3 separate regions of the Homo sapiens genome follow, and all the other regions are linked to region 1. A link is a contact called in ENCODE Hi-C or POLR2A ChIA-PET data. All regions are on one chromosome and are shown on one strand. Each heading gives the region's core, a stretch centred on a gene start or an enhancer-like site at or near the end of the contact. The rest is flanking DNA. Distances are from core to core; before and after follow the strand shown.

Region 1 (4,187 bases), core at 1,220-3,719:
TTGTATTTTAGGCAGTTGTTGGATCACTTGATATCTGAACTGTCTTCAAACTGAAATGAAGCACCACTTGACTGCACACCACCTTCAAAGGCCTCCTCAAAACATTACCCCTATTAAATGAGACTTATTTTAAATATGCTTTGGAACAAGAGAACAGCAGAAAACCGATGGGTAAAACTAGCATCTTGGGGTGGAGGAGAGAATGGGAAGCTACTGTCTAATGAGTACAAAGTTACAATTTTTCCATATAAAAAGTTTTGGAGATGGATGGTGGTGATGACTGCACAACATAAATGTAATTGATGTCCCCAAAGTGCACACTTAATGGTAATTTTATGTTGTGTACATTTTACTACAATAAACCAAAAAAAAATTTAGCATCTACAAGCACATACCTAAGGAATTATGGAAGATAAGTTAAACTCTTCTCTCTACACTTGGCATGAACTACTGGGAAAGGATCCAAATTTTAACTTAAGCCAGCGAAATTCTACCTCGAGTTTAAGAATCCACCTTGAGCTGTAAGTTACTACCTGATTACATCACACATTGAACAAAATAGTTTCGAAAATCTGGCTGAAGCAGTTTAAGCTTTAAGATCATGTCTAAGAAAAAAAGGCTAACCAATACTTCAGAATTCTTACATGTAAACTGAGTTCTCTCAAAAATGGAGATGAAAGTACTGTTGAATAGTTCAGTGCGACTATTTGTGAGTAAAATGCTATTAATAATACCGTAATTACAATAAAATAAAAATACTGGTACCTTTGGCCCCATTGTAACGGCCACAGCATCGGCTAAAAGGTCTACACCTTGAAGCATTAAGGCTCGGGCATCTGCACCAAATTTTACATCTTTGGCATAAGCCCGAGTGAGATGAGGAGCCAGTACCCTGGACACCGGTCTCATCTGGCGAAAGACTGTGGGTAACCGAAGCATTTCTGGGGATGGAAGCAAAAAGATCATCAGAACTACCACCCGTGGTGCGCTGCAGAACAAACATGCCCACCTGTGCAACAGAGCAAGCAACGTGAGATGCTGAGCCTGGCTGACCTCCGCCAGCCACTACGCCTGAATGACGGAAGGCGCCGCAGCTTCGGAACATCAGCCACTAGCGCAAGCTAAAGAGGCCGCCCCGGCCGGCGCCTGACCTATAGCACCAGCACAAAGCACATGCGGCTCCTTCCCCACGGCCACCTATCCCTGCCGCCAAAAACGAGTTAATCTTTCACCGCGAAAACGGCCTTGTGGGCAGACCCACTCCAACTGTGGCCCCTGAGAAACCAAGTCAGCCGGAGAGAGGCAAGTTACAAATCCAAGTGACCAGGGAAGTTAAAAGTATTCCTGACGGTGCAAAAAGCCGCTCAGCAAAGTGTCTCCATGGATCCACCCAAGGCTACTGTATCAGAGCAACCAGCAAGGCCGCGATGCTGGGGGCGGCGGCCCGGCCCACTCGGCGCGAGCCCACGTGTCCTTCTTTCCGAACGCCCCCAGCAAGGTCAAGACTGGAGGCGCGGTATCCCAGCTGCCTGCGGGGGAAAAAAGCGGTTCCCTCACGTACACCACCCTCCCCGGTTCCCTGAAGTCGGCCAGGCGCAGGTTGCACCAGCGGGCCTAAGTGGTTACAATCCCCCAAATTCAAACCCCACGAGTTGTCCCTCCCGCGCCCAGCCGAGGTCCAGGATCCGCGTCGCACGTGATGGAACCCGCATGGACCCGCGAGGCCTGGACCCGCAGGCCTGGGCCTGCGGTGCGGCGCGGTGCGGAACTCCAGGTTGTCGCCGCCCGCACCCTCCAGCTGGACCGCAGAGGAGGAAGGCCCACTCGGGGGTCGCAGGAGCCGGGGGGAGGTGGTGCGGGAAGGCCGCGTACCTGCGGGGCGGCGGCAAGGCGTGCGCTCGGCGAGACAGGTCGTCGGCGGCGAGTGAGGGACAGAGTGCAGGGCGCACACCGCAATGAGCCCGTGTCCCCTCCCTCCGCCTCTACTCCCGCCCCGCGGCACCGCGTGTGCAGGCAGCTCCCACCCACTTCCCGTCAGCCCGGGCCCTGCAATCTGCACACCCTGCGCGCGAGCCCCGCCCCTCCCTACCCGCGCAGGGTGTGCTAGCGCGCTCAGCCCTCTCCGGCCGGCTTAGTCTAGTTCCCGGGCCTCGCTCGGTTCCAGAACTTTCCAGAAAATGCCGCGCTCCCTACGGCTCAAGGGTCAAATCGCGTCATTTCCGGGAGGGGACGAAGGGGTAGTTCTTTCACCTCGGCTGGGCGCCTAGAAAAGCCTAGAAACAGCTCCTTTTTTCTTCCGCCTCCGAGTCTTCGCGTCAGCGTCCTGCGCAGGGCCCTTGGGGCGAATCGCGGTGCGCGTCGGGGCGACCGCCCTCCCTCCCTGGGAGGGGCGAGGGGGCTAGCGGCGACCGCTGGGGCGAGCGCGCCTGCGCGCTGGGTGATTTTTTCACGTGTCGCCAGGGCCGGACTGCGAGTCTCTTTGCGGCGCTACACTAGAGCAGAGTACGAGTCTGAGGCGGAGGGAGTAATGGTGAGTCCCGCGTGGCCCCGAGGCCTGCAGGCCCGGGCCTGTCTGAGGCGTACGGGGATCCCTGACGCCCCTCTTTTGTTGGGCTGGGCGGGAGGGATTGGTGGCCACTCAGTGACCAGCGCCCGATGGCACCTTGGAGCGGCAAGGCCCGCCCGACCCTTTTCTCCCCCAGGGCTCTTTGCACGCGCGTGTGCTGCCGGTGTGTAAGGCAGGGGGGCGAGAACCCGGGCGCACGCGCAGCGTCTCACCTGCTTCTGCAGGGCCTTTGTGGATGTGTAATATCTTGGGTAAAAATCATGGTGCCAGGCAGGGAGCTTGACCCAGCGTTTCCTGAAAATTTCTGGAAAAACCTGAAGAAGGAAAACATTTGACCTTGGAATAAACTAAGGTTGACCTTAAAGCTGGTCTGGTTGCTCACCGGAGGAGCGACAACGACCCCTAACAGACGTAAGGAATCGGGAATTAAACTTGGAATATTGGTTAGTACATTCAAATGCGCTTCCTTAACGAATAAGCTGAGGTTTGGTGTTAACTTTCAAAGCCAAAACGTGTTGAGATGTATAGCACGGTGGCGTTGCCTGTTGATAATGTGATTACATTTAGTTTTTGTTTCAAAACATTTCTCTTCCTACAGGCAGGACAAGCGTTTAGAAAGTTTCTTCCACTCTTTGACCGAGTATTGGTTGAAAGGAGTGCTGCTGAAACTGTAACCAAAGGAGGCATTATGCTTCCAGAAAAATCTCAAGGAAAAGTATTGCAAGCAACAGTAGTCGCTGTTGGATCGGGTTCTAAAGGAAAGGTAAATGGGAGCTGCAGTGGAACTATTTTTTATAGTGTGCAGTGGAGGGAAAAGAAGTAATTCTGGAGTATTAAAAGTCGCTTATTAAGTAGAGTTTATGTCGTTTTCAAGATCATTAACTGCTTTGGTTCTAATCTGTTTCTTAAAGGGAAATGACTAATATAAAGTTGCTTATTTTATATGACCAATGCTATGATGCTTATTTTATGTGATAGTTTCAGAGTATTAAAAATTGTCCTCAATAGGCCGGGTGCGGTGGCTCTCGCCTGTAATCTCAGCACTTTGGGAGGCCGAGGTGTGCGGATCACAAGGTCAGGAGTTCAAGACCAGCCTGACCAACATGGTGAAACCCCGTCTCTACTAAAGATACAAAAATTAGCCGGGTGTGGTGGCATGCGCCTGTAATCCCAGCTACTGGGGAGGCTGAGGCAGGAGAATCATTTGAACCCTGGAGGCGGAGGTTGCAAGGAGCCGAGGTTGCAAGGCGCCCCTGCATTCCAGTATGGGGGACAGGGCGAGATTCTGTCTCAAAAAAAAAAAAAAAAAATCCCCTCAATAGCAATTTGGTAGCCTAGTGTGATCAGTGTTTGCCTTACATTCTAAATTTTTAATAAGACAAAAGAGGCTGTGCGTGGTGGCTCACACCTGTAATCCTTGCATTTTGGGAGGCCAAAGCAGGAGGATCGTTTGAGCTCAGGATTCAAAATCAGGAGTTCAAAATCAGTCTGGGCAACATAATGAGACCTCCTGTCTACAAAATAAATAAATACAAAAGATGTGCTTCAAGGTAAAATGAGGGGGCATTTAAGAATTGAGAGGAAACTTGGACTGTTCGTTTAACCCCTAACACATTGAAAT
Region 2 (4,187 bases), core at 440-2,939, 4.0 Mb after region 1:
CGAGTAGCTGGGACTACAGGCGCGTGCCACCACGCCCGGCTAATTTCTGTATTTTTAGTAGAGACGGGGTTTCACCATATTGGCCAGGCTGGTGTATTTCCTTTCAGTAGAGACGGGTTTCTCCATGTTGGTCAGGCTGTTCTTGAACTCTCCACCTCAGGAGATCTGTCCTCCTTGGCCTCCCAAAGTGCTGGGATTACAGGAGTGAGCCACAGCGCCCGGCCAAATGTTGGTTCTTTCTAACAAACCTCTTCCATCATATGAATAAGTGTGTAAGATAACAAAACACTGTCTTTCACATGGTATGTGCTTGCTAAATGTCTGAGACTTGCTGGACATTACTTAATTTTAAAAATAGAAAACTGGAGCTGGGTGTGGCGGCTCACGTCTGTAATCCCAGCACTTTGGGAGGCCAAAGCGGGTGGATCATGAGGTCAAGAGATCGAGACCATCCTGGCCAACATGGTGAAACCCCATCTCTACTAAAAACACAAAAATTAGCTGGGCGTGGTGGTGCGCGCCTGTAGTCCCAGCTACTCTGCAGGCTGAGGCAGGAGAATCGCTTGAATCCGGGAGGCGGAGGTTGCAGTGAGCCGAGATCACCCCACTGCACTCCAGCCTGGCGACAGAGCGAGACTCTGTCTTAAAAAAAAAAAAGAAAAGAAAGTTGGAATAACTGCTAGGATGATAAAATGTCTTCATCCCTGACCTTTCTCACCTCCAAATGTCCTTCACAATTTGTTTTTAAGTGTCATGTCACCACCATTAACCTGCTATTTGGAGACTACTGTACCTCAGACTTCCAAGTCAACAGCAAAGATCTAAAGGTCGGGAAGATTTACGGAGACCAAGAACTGAAAGTGTTCCTTTTGTTCCTATGGTCCATTCCATCAACTTGATGAATATCCTGTGAAGTTACCTTTTTTTTTTTTTTTTCTGACGTAGAAACAGCAGGTCTAAGCAAAAGGTGCATGAGCAAGAGCAAGTAACATCCCTATTATTATGACGCAGATTTTTTTTTAAGTTGAAATTCAATTTTTGGGCTGCTACTAAAAAGGACATGTGCGAATATCTATTATTTACGCTTCAAACTAAAGTCAGCCGTTTTTCTTTTTCAAGATATGTGGCATCTGGCTCAAAATCAATTGCAAGAAAAGCCCAACTCTATTTGACCCAGAAAGAGCTCTTTCCAATACCCTCTCCTCCCACTTACATCACAGATGGCGACTGAAGCTTAAGGTTTAATGCCCGACCCTAAAGCCACTCATCCTAAAAGACAGGGCTCCAGATGGATGCTGTATGGCAGAGGATAAGGCGCTATGAGAAGCTGCCAAGCCTCAGATGTGCAGCTGGGCTGAATACCGACGCCAGCGCCTAGCGCCCATTACTTTGCACCCACACTTAGGAAACAACCCACGCCTCACCGCGGGACCCGGACCCAGCCCTCCAGCACCCAGCCTCCGGCTCCGACGTCCGCGCGTGACCTCCGGGTACCGGAGGACCTTGGGACGAGGAGGTCCCTCCGCTTTCCGGGGAAGTTGTCAAGGGCAAGTTCGGGTTCTGCGCGGACAGCTTACTCACTGGAGTGGTTCGGCATCCTCTGTCGTCCGCCCGCGCTTCCTCAGGAAGCCCCTAATGCAGCGGCAGCCTGAAAGCAGCAGCCGAAGCTGCTGCCGCTGCTCCCACTGCCAGCAACCGCCCGGGCGTGGCAGGGACAGGCGGGCGACTTCACAACATCATCACTCGGCGACCTCGGTTCTGCGGCGACACCGGGTCAATGGCAGCCCCCACACAATTGGGGAAGCCAAAGGAGAGCCACTCTCCCAGCGGCCTCCACGGCCCCAGCGCAAGACCTGCTGGGAATTGTAGTTTCCTGCCCGCCCCGCCTCAAGCTCGAAGGCCCCGCCTTCTCGCTGCCCAGCCCCGGGGAGGGAGGCGGGGCCGCGACCCCGGCGCGGGTGGGGCGAATGCGTTCCCAGCGGGTAGCCTGGGACTGGTGCAGAGTTCCAAGCCCACGGCCCCGGTCGCGGCCTCGCCGCCCTCCCGCGCCCCGCGCCGGGAGCGGGCCTAGAGCGCTCGCCTCGCCCCTCCGCGAGCAGGGCTCTGGCGCCCGCCCCTGTCCGCACCGCTGGCAGCCTGAAGAGAGTCGCTGGCCGTGGTCGCCGCTAGGGTAAAGACGGGAGGCAGGCCCGGGAAGGGAAGGTGTCGGGGCCGGTGGGGGACGTGTGAGGGAGTGAGCCTTGGTCCGCGCACGCCCGGGAAGCCAGAGGCCAGAACGCGCTAGCCCACCTCCAGCCCGAGCACCGGCGGCTGGCGGGAGCCGTGGCAAGAATGCGGCCCGAGGTGGCGAGCAGCCACTGCGCCAGTGCAGCTCGGGCTCAGCGGGGCCCGGGCCGCGGGTTCGCAGCCCGCCCAGTGGTGCCTGCCGGGTTGGCCGTGCCGGCCGTGCCAGGTGCGCGGGGCCCAGGCCGCCCGGGCGCCCTCTCCCCGCACCCCTCACCTTTGGCCGCGCTCTCGGGCTTGGGGAGTTGCCATATCGAAGACACCCTCAGACCCCAGCTCTATCTGCCGCCTTCTGCAAGTTCGCTGCAAAGTCCCCCATAGCAGGACTAGGAAGGAACCTTTTACAAAATTAAATACTCGAGTGTCGTTTTGTCTTCGGTTTTTCAATTCAACGCTGTGTTTTTCCCTGCTGGGTCTTTGTCAAGTACCTTTTCCCCAAAACTTGATACGGATGTGTAACACGGCGCCTGCTTAGCACGGTGCCTGGCACCCAGTAGGCGCTCAGTAAAGATTTGTTGAACGCATGAGTCACTAAGCTTGGAAAATTCTCCTGAACTGTGCGTCGCTATGATCTTTGTTAAGATTTTATGGGTTCCCAAGATCACTTTGAAAATTACAGTAATTTTAAAGCTCAACAAAGAGTTACATCGGGTCATTTTTGCATTCCCTGTAACAGTGGCCTCTGTTGAATGCCTAAATTAACTCAAAACCCGTGTTCTAGAAGATGCGCCCTTTGGTTTCTACAGAAAGTGTTAATCTTTCAGATCAAAGTCTTCACATGAACCATTCTATTATGGAACAAACTGAAATTACTTATAAAGCTTTATCGTAATTAGCGTTTTGGATACAAGTGTAAGGGACTGCACTGATGTACTTGTGAATACGAAATATAAGTCTCTTAAATATGACTTTTTTTTAAGAAAGGGTTTATATTCATATCTCGTGAAAGAGCATGCCGGAGAAAATTATAATAACAGCAAATCCCCCACCCCCACCCCTTTGCTGGGTGCAGCTGCTGCCTTGACCTCAAAATGTCTTGTAAAATTATCTCTTAATAGTCTGGTGTATCTAAGGCAAAAATCTCTGAGATTAAACCACCCCATAGGGACAACCCTTTTATTACTAACAATTCTTACCAGATTGTGTCTGTTTCTTCTGAGCTTTTCTGAAAAAGAGAAAAAAATAGACAACGTAATGGAGTTTCACATTATTAAGACAAAATCAGTAACAACTTGCTGACATTGAGTGAAAAAAGCAGGATACAAAATCATGATAACCAGAAAATTTGGTTAATCATGACATCCATAACCCTTCTGCTTGTGGGAAGGTCAGCTACAAGTGGCCAGGGTCTTGTCTGCCCTGATTACCAGCGGGTGTCCACAGTGCCTGACCCATGGTAACCACTCATTAAACACTTGTGTAATGATTACTTGGCTGTTAACAGATTAACAGTGTATTGACTATGATGTGTAGTTTCTTCATTTACTTGGATATCTCCTTAGAATAGATCACTCCGGGGAATTTTACTGGGTCAAAAAGTATGAATATTTTCATGGTTATTGAAACATTTGACAACCTGCTTTCCAAATAAACCTTATAGTTTTGTACTGCCATCAGTACATTTGAGTGTACCTTTCAAAGCATAGTTCAAGCTGATACAGTGTTTGCTAATTAGGGGCACTTTGAGATGTAACTCATTTGATTTCATTCACCCTGGAAGGTTGGCAGGGCAGGCATTGCTTTCCTCCTTTTGCAGCACAGCAAACTCCAGTGCTTTAAATTGACGGTAATGAATGGTAGGTGGCTAAATGATCACAGCCTTTCAGGTCCGTCTTCCTCCCAATCTCTACCTTTGGTTCATAGTGAACATCCTGAATAAATTCACCTCTTTCTTTAGCAATAAA
Region 3 (4,187 bases), core at 1,688-4,187, 3.4 Mb after region 1:
TTTTTTTTTTGAGGTGGAGTCTTGCTCTGTCGCCCACACTGGAGTGCAGTGGCGTGATCTCGGCTCACTACAATCTCCACCTCCTGCGTTCAAGCAATTCTCCTGCCTCAGCCTCCCAAGTAGCTGGGATTACTGGGATATGCCACAACACCCAGATAATTTTTGTATTTTTAGTAGAGACAGGGTTTCACCATGTTGGCCAGGCTGGTCTCGAACTCCTGACCTCAAGTGATTGGCCCACCTCTGCCTCCCAAAGTGCCGAGATTACAGGCGTGAGCCACCGCGCCTGGCCTAGCAGTTAGAGAGTATGAGCAGGTTAAAGATGTGTGTGGGAGAAGCAGGGCACTATTCTCATTGCCTTTTTCTACTTCAGGTTCTAGTTGCCCACTTTATTTAATTGTTTTTTTAAAAGTAGAGACGGGGGCCTCACTGTGTTGCCCAAGCTGGTGTTGAACTCCTGGGATCAAGCAGTCCTCTCACCTCCGCCTCCCAAAGTGCTGGGATCACAGGTGTCAGCCACTGTGCCCAGCCTAGTTGCCCACTTTAGATCTAGAGCAAAATAATCCAATTAAAATTGTCAGACCTGTCTATTCTCTTCTGCTCCTTCAACTCTCCCTTTCCATTTCTATCTATCTTGTAATCAATCTTTCTCCATAAAAGGTAAATTCTGGCTGGGCGAGTTGGCTCACGCCTGTAATTCCAACACTTTGGGAGGTCAAGGCAGGCAGATCACCTGAGGTCAGGAGTTCGAGACCAGTCTGCCCAAAATGGCGAAACCCCATCTCTACTAAAAATACAAAAAATTAGCTGGGCGTGGTGGCAGGCGCGTGTAATCTCAGCTACCGGGGAGGCTAAGGCAGGAGAATCGCTTGAACCCAGGGGCAGAGGCTGCAGTGAGCCGAGATTACACCACTGCACTCCAGCCTGGGAGACAAGAGTGAAACTCAAAAAAAAAAAAAAAAAAAAAGGTAAATTCTGTGCATTTTAAGTGACAACATTAAAGAATTTTAAAGCAATTTTGTGTATTTTTTAAAAGAATTATTCCATATTAAGTGCTTCTATATTATACAATTTCTCCATCTTGCCACTGCAATTTCCATGAACTTTTATTGCCCTTGACTGAATTTCTAAAAATTACTTATAATGAAAGACATTAGATAAAAATTGCTCAAAACTTACCATTTTTCCTCTTAGTGGTTTCAGGAAGGACTACGTGATTTCTCAGTCTTACAGCGAGCTCAAAAATAAGTCTCTAGTCCCAAAAGAAAAAAAGAATTAGGCTCATTTTCCTGTCTTAACTCACACACGCTCATCTTTACTGAACATTTTAAATAAAAACCTCGCCGGGCGTGGTGGCTCACGCCTATAATCCTAACACTTTGGGAGGCCGAGGCGGGTGGATCACTTGAGGTCAGGAGTTCGAGACCAGCCTGGCCAACATGGCGAAACCCCGTCTCTACTAAAAACACAAAAATTAGCCGGGTGTGGTGGCAGGCGCCTGTAGTCCTAGCTACTCAGCAGGCTGCGGCAGGAGAATCACTTGAACCCAGGAGGCGGAGGCTGCAGTGAGCTGAGATCGCGCCACTGCACTCCAGCCTGGGTGACAGCGCGAGACTCCGTCAAAAAAAAAAAAAAAAAAAATCCTCTAATGGCATCCCCTAGGTAATAAAAACCCGGCTATAGAAGATATCCTACCCGATTCAAGCCTCCCAATCTCCTACTTGCCCGGCTTGCTCTTCTTCAAGAGCCTCCTTGCAAGTCCCCCAATAACCCAGATACCTTCCCTTAGGGTCCAGGCATTGGGTGTCCCTTTTGCCTGGAATTCTTATACTCAGACATCTCTACGGCTAATTTCCTCACCTCCAAATTTCTGCTTAAATGTCAAGTTTAACTGACCTGACAATCCTACACAGAACTGCTTTAGCCCTTCAGCCCTAGGACATTCCTATTTCCTTCTCCCACAGCACTTATCACTAATATACTATGAAATTCGCTTTTTTTTTTTTTCACCACAGCACTTATACTAATATACTATGAACTTTTTTTTTTCCACCACAGCACTTATCACTAATATACTATGAACTTCTCTTTTTTTTTCATTTTGAGACGGAGTCTCGCTATGTCGCCAGGCTGGAGTGCAGTGCGGCAGGATCTCGGCTCACTGCAACCTCCGCCTCCGCCTCCCGGGTTCAAGTGATTGTCGTGTCTCAGCCTCCCGAGTAGGTGGGACTACAGGCGCGCGCTACCATGCACGACTAATTTTTGTATTTTTAGTAGAGACGGGGTTTCGCCGTGTTGGCCAGGCTGGTCTCGAACTCCTGACTTCAGGTGATCCGCCCGCCTCGGCCTCCCGAAGTGCTGGGAGGCCGCCGTGCAGGGTCCTTCTTTTACTCTGACGTTGCAACAACAGCCTCGCCGCCCACTGTTCACTCGCAGTATCCCAAGAACTAAACCAGTAGCAACACAGAACTCAGCAAGCATTCGAATAAGTGAATGAAAGAATTAATGACGTTACTCCATACTTGGGCTTCACCACTTCGTCTAGCACAGCCGTTGTTAAAACAGGAAAAATGCAATCGCAGATGCCAGCAGAGGTCTGTTGGTTCAAAATTATAGTTTCTTTGGGCCAGCGGAAGTTGGGCGCGGGACCCAAGAGAGAGAACGCCCCTTACCGCCTCACCTCCTTCCTCCCCTCATCTTCCTATCTCAAACCAAAACGACAATGCAATTTATCCCCAACCGGAAATTTGACAGTGAAAGGGAGCTCTACTAATAATTGCACTGGGACAAGAAGTGTAAGGCGAAACTACCTGGGCAACCTCAAGCAATGCTTTACACTCGGCTGCCAAACGGAAAGGACCACTTCCGCCCAGCTCTCCCGCTACGGGGAGCCAAGTGCCACAGCATCCGGAGCGCCGACGCGGGACCGGAAGTGACGCAGAGAAGTTTCCGGGACTGGTGAGTAGTGGGCGATTTAAAAACCCGCGAGTGTAGTTGTGACCTTCGCGGTAGGTGCCGGTTGGGGCCGGCTGTGATTGTTATCTTGGTGCTGCAGAGGACAGCAGAAGAGGAGATTGGGTCAGAAAACTGCCCTGCCGCACCAGAGCACAGCGCACTAGTGGGACAGGGGTCCTGACTCAGACTTAACTGGCTGTGTCTCGTGGTTTTTCACTGTCCTGGAAAAGGCCTGAAGTGGCACTGAAATGAGGCATAGATGAGGTAACGTCGAGGGAGCGGTTTGCAGGTTGCAAAGGGGCCCTACTGATGCTGCTTAATAGTAAACAGTGCTTACTCTAGGACGGGAGTTGTTTCCAGCTTTACGTGTAAATCTCGCGATATTGTGGCCTGGGCACTATTTCCATTAAGGAGGAAACTGCACAGGATAAGTCATTTACCTGCTGTTGCACAGCTCTGGCTCTAGGATTCAGGCTGGCTTCAGAGTCGGTGCTCTTAACCGCCATACTATGTTGCCTTCTGTTGTCGTTGTTGACTGTGGCCATGTAGCTTCGCAGTTTCCTCATCTGTAACAGTAAATAACTCAAAACCTGCATGATGGCCCACTAGGGTTTCACTTTCGAGCTTGCCAGATGTAGAAAATGCTGGAGAATGGAGTACTATGAGGACCATTAGAAGATCTTTCAAGGCCGGACGCAGTGGCTCACCCCTGTAATCCCGGTACTCTTGGAGGCCGAGGCAGGTGGATCACTTGAGCGCAGGAGTTTGAGACCAGCCTGGGCAACATGGCGAATCCCCATCTCTACTAAAAATACAAAAATTAGCCAGGTGTGGTGTTTAGCGCCTGTAGTCCCAGCTGCTCAGGAGGCTGAGGTGGGAGGATCTGCTTGAGCTCAGGAAGTCGAGGCTGCAGTGAGCTGAGATCACGCCACTGCACTCCAGCCTAGGCGCCTAGTGAAACCCTGTGTCAAAAAGAAAAAAACAAAAACAAACTTCCAAGACCTCGAGTGGTTTTTGGAGACCCTGTATCACTTCAAATAATGTGTTAAACAAGCATCTTCATCTCATTAAATAGAAATGTTGAAAAATTGCTTTTGGAATAATTGACTTATGGATATTTCATCAAATTTACAGTTGGCTATGCTTTCTTATTGTGCATACTATGAAATGTTTTTCTTCAAAAAGTGTTTATAAGTGGTAAGTTTAAGAATGGGGTTGACAGCATTATCTTT

What was found. A loop is a pair of places that touch in the nucleus more often than their neighbours do. ChIA-PET counts read pairs that join two places held with the same protein, here RNA polymerase II (POLR2A). Pooled maps may share reads with other maps.
Region 2: a pooled map shows a loop between it and region 1 (16-fold over the local background). The contact joins the promoter of TRAK2 here to the promoter of HSPE1-MOB4 in region 1. A Hi-C loop is called at or near these places in 1 of 168 maps with a recorded cell type or tissue (CD8-positive, alpha-beta T cell) and 6 of 50 pooled maps. POLR2A ChIA-PET finds 5 or more read pairs at or near these places in 3 of 52 experiments (GM12878, T-cell and activated T-cell).
Region 3: a loop to region 1 is called in a pooled map, with 10 times the contacts of the local background. The contact joins the promoter of NIF3L1 here to the promoter of HSPE1-MOB4 in region 1. A Hi-C loop is called at or near these places in 1 of 168 maps with a recorded cell type or tissue (vagina) and 7 of 50 pooled maps. POLR2A ChIA-PET finds 5 or more read pairs at or near these places in 1 of 52 experiments (CD4-positive, alpha-beta T cell).

What each region holds. Positions count from the first base shown.
Region 1 is chr2:197,497,910-197,502,096 of GRCh38, forward strand. It overlaps HSPE1-MOB4 (HSPE1-MOB4 readthrough), which reads left to right and starts at 2,470. Exons shown (of 9, transcript NM_001202485.2): 1 at 2,470-2,530; 2 at 3,165-3,329. The coding sequence starts at 2,528. HSPD1 (heat shock protein family D (Hsp60) member 1) reads right to left here and starts at 1,931. Exons shown (of 12, transcript NM_002156.5): 1 at 1,873-1,931; 2 at 766-941. The coding sequence starts at 939. HSPE1 (heat shock protein family E (Hsp10) member 1) reads left to right here and starts at 2,470. Exons shown (of 4, transcript NM_002157.3): 1 at 2,470-2,530; 2 at 3,165-3,329. The coding sequence starts at 2,528. RefSeq lists silencers at 1,811-2,140, 2,331-2,390 and an enhancer at 2,531-2,590.
Region 2 is chr2:201,449,769-201,453,955 of GRCh38, forward strand. It overlaps TRAK2 (trafficking kinesin protein 2), which reads right to left and starts at 1,690. Exons shown (of 16, transcript NM_015049.3): 1 at 1,582-1,690. It overlaps STRADB (STE20 related adaptor beta), which reads left to right and starts at 1,972. Exons shown (of 12, transcript NM_018571.6): 1 at 1,972-2,170. RefSeq lists enhancers at 1,045-1,899, 1,303-1,832 and a silencer at 1,863-2,542.
Region 3 is chr2:200,886,434-200,890,620 of GRCh38, forward strand. NIF3L1 (NGG1 interacting factor 3 like 1) reads left to right here and starts at 2,938. Exons shown (of 7, transcript NM_001369441.2): 1 at 2,938-3,219. It overlaps PPIL3 (peptidylprolyl isomerase like 3), which reads right to left and starts at 2,644. Exons shown (of 7, transcript NM_130906.3): 1 at 2,523-2,644; 2 at 1,180-1,252. The coding sequence starts at 1,182. RefSeq lists enhancers at 1,724-2,468, 2,162-2,211, 2,280-3,479, 2,332-2,581, 2,469-3,213 and 1 more.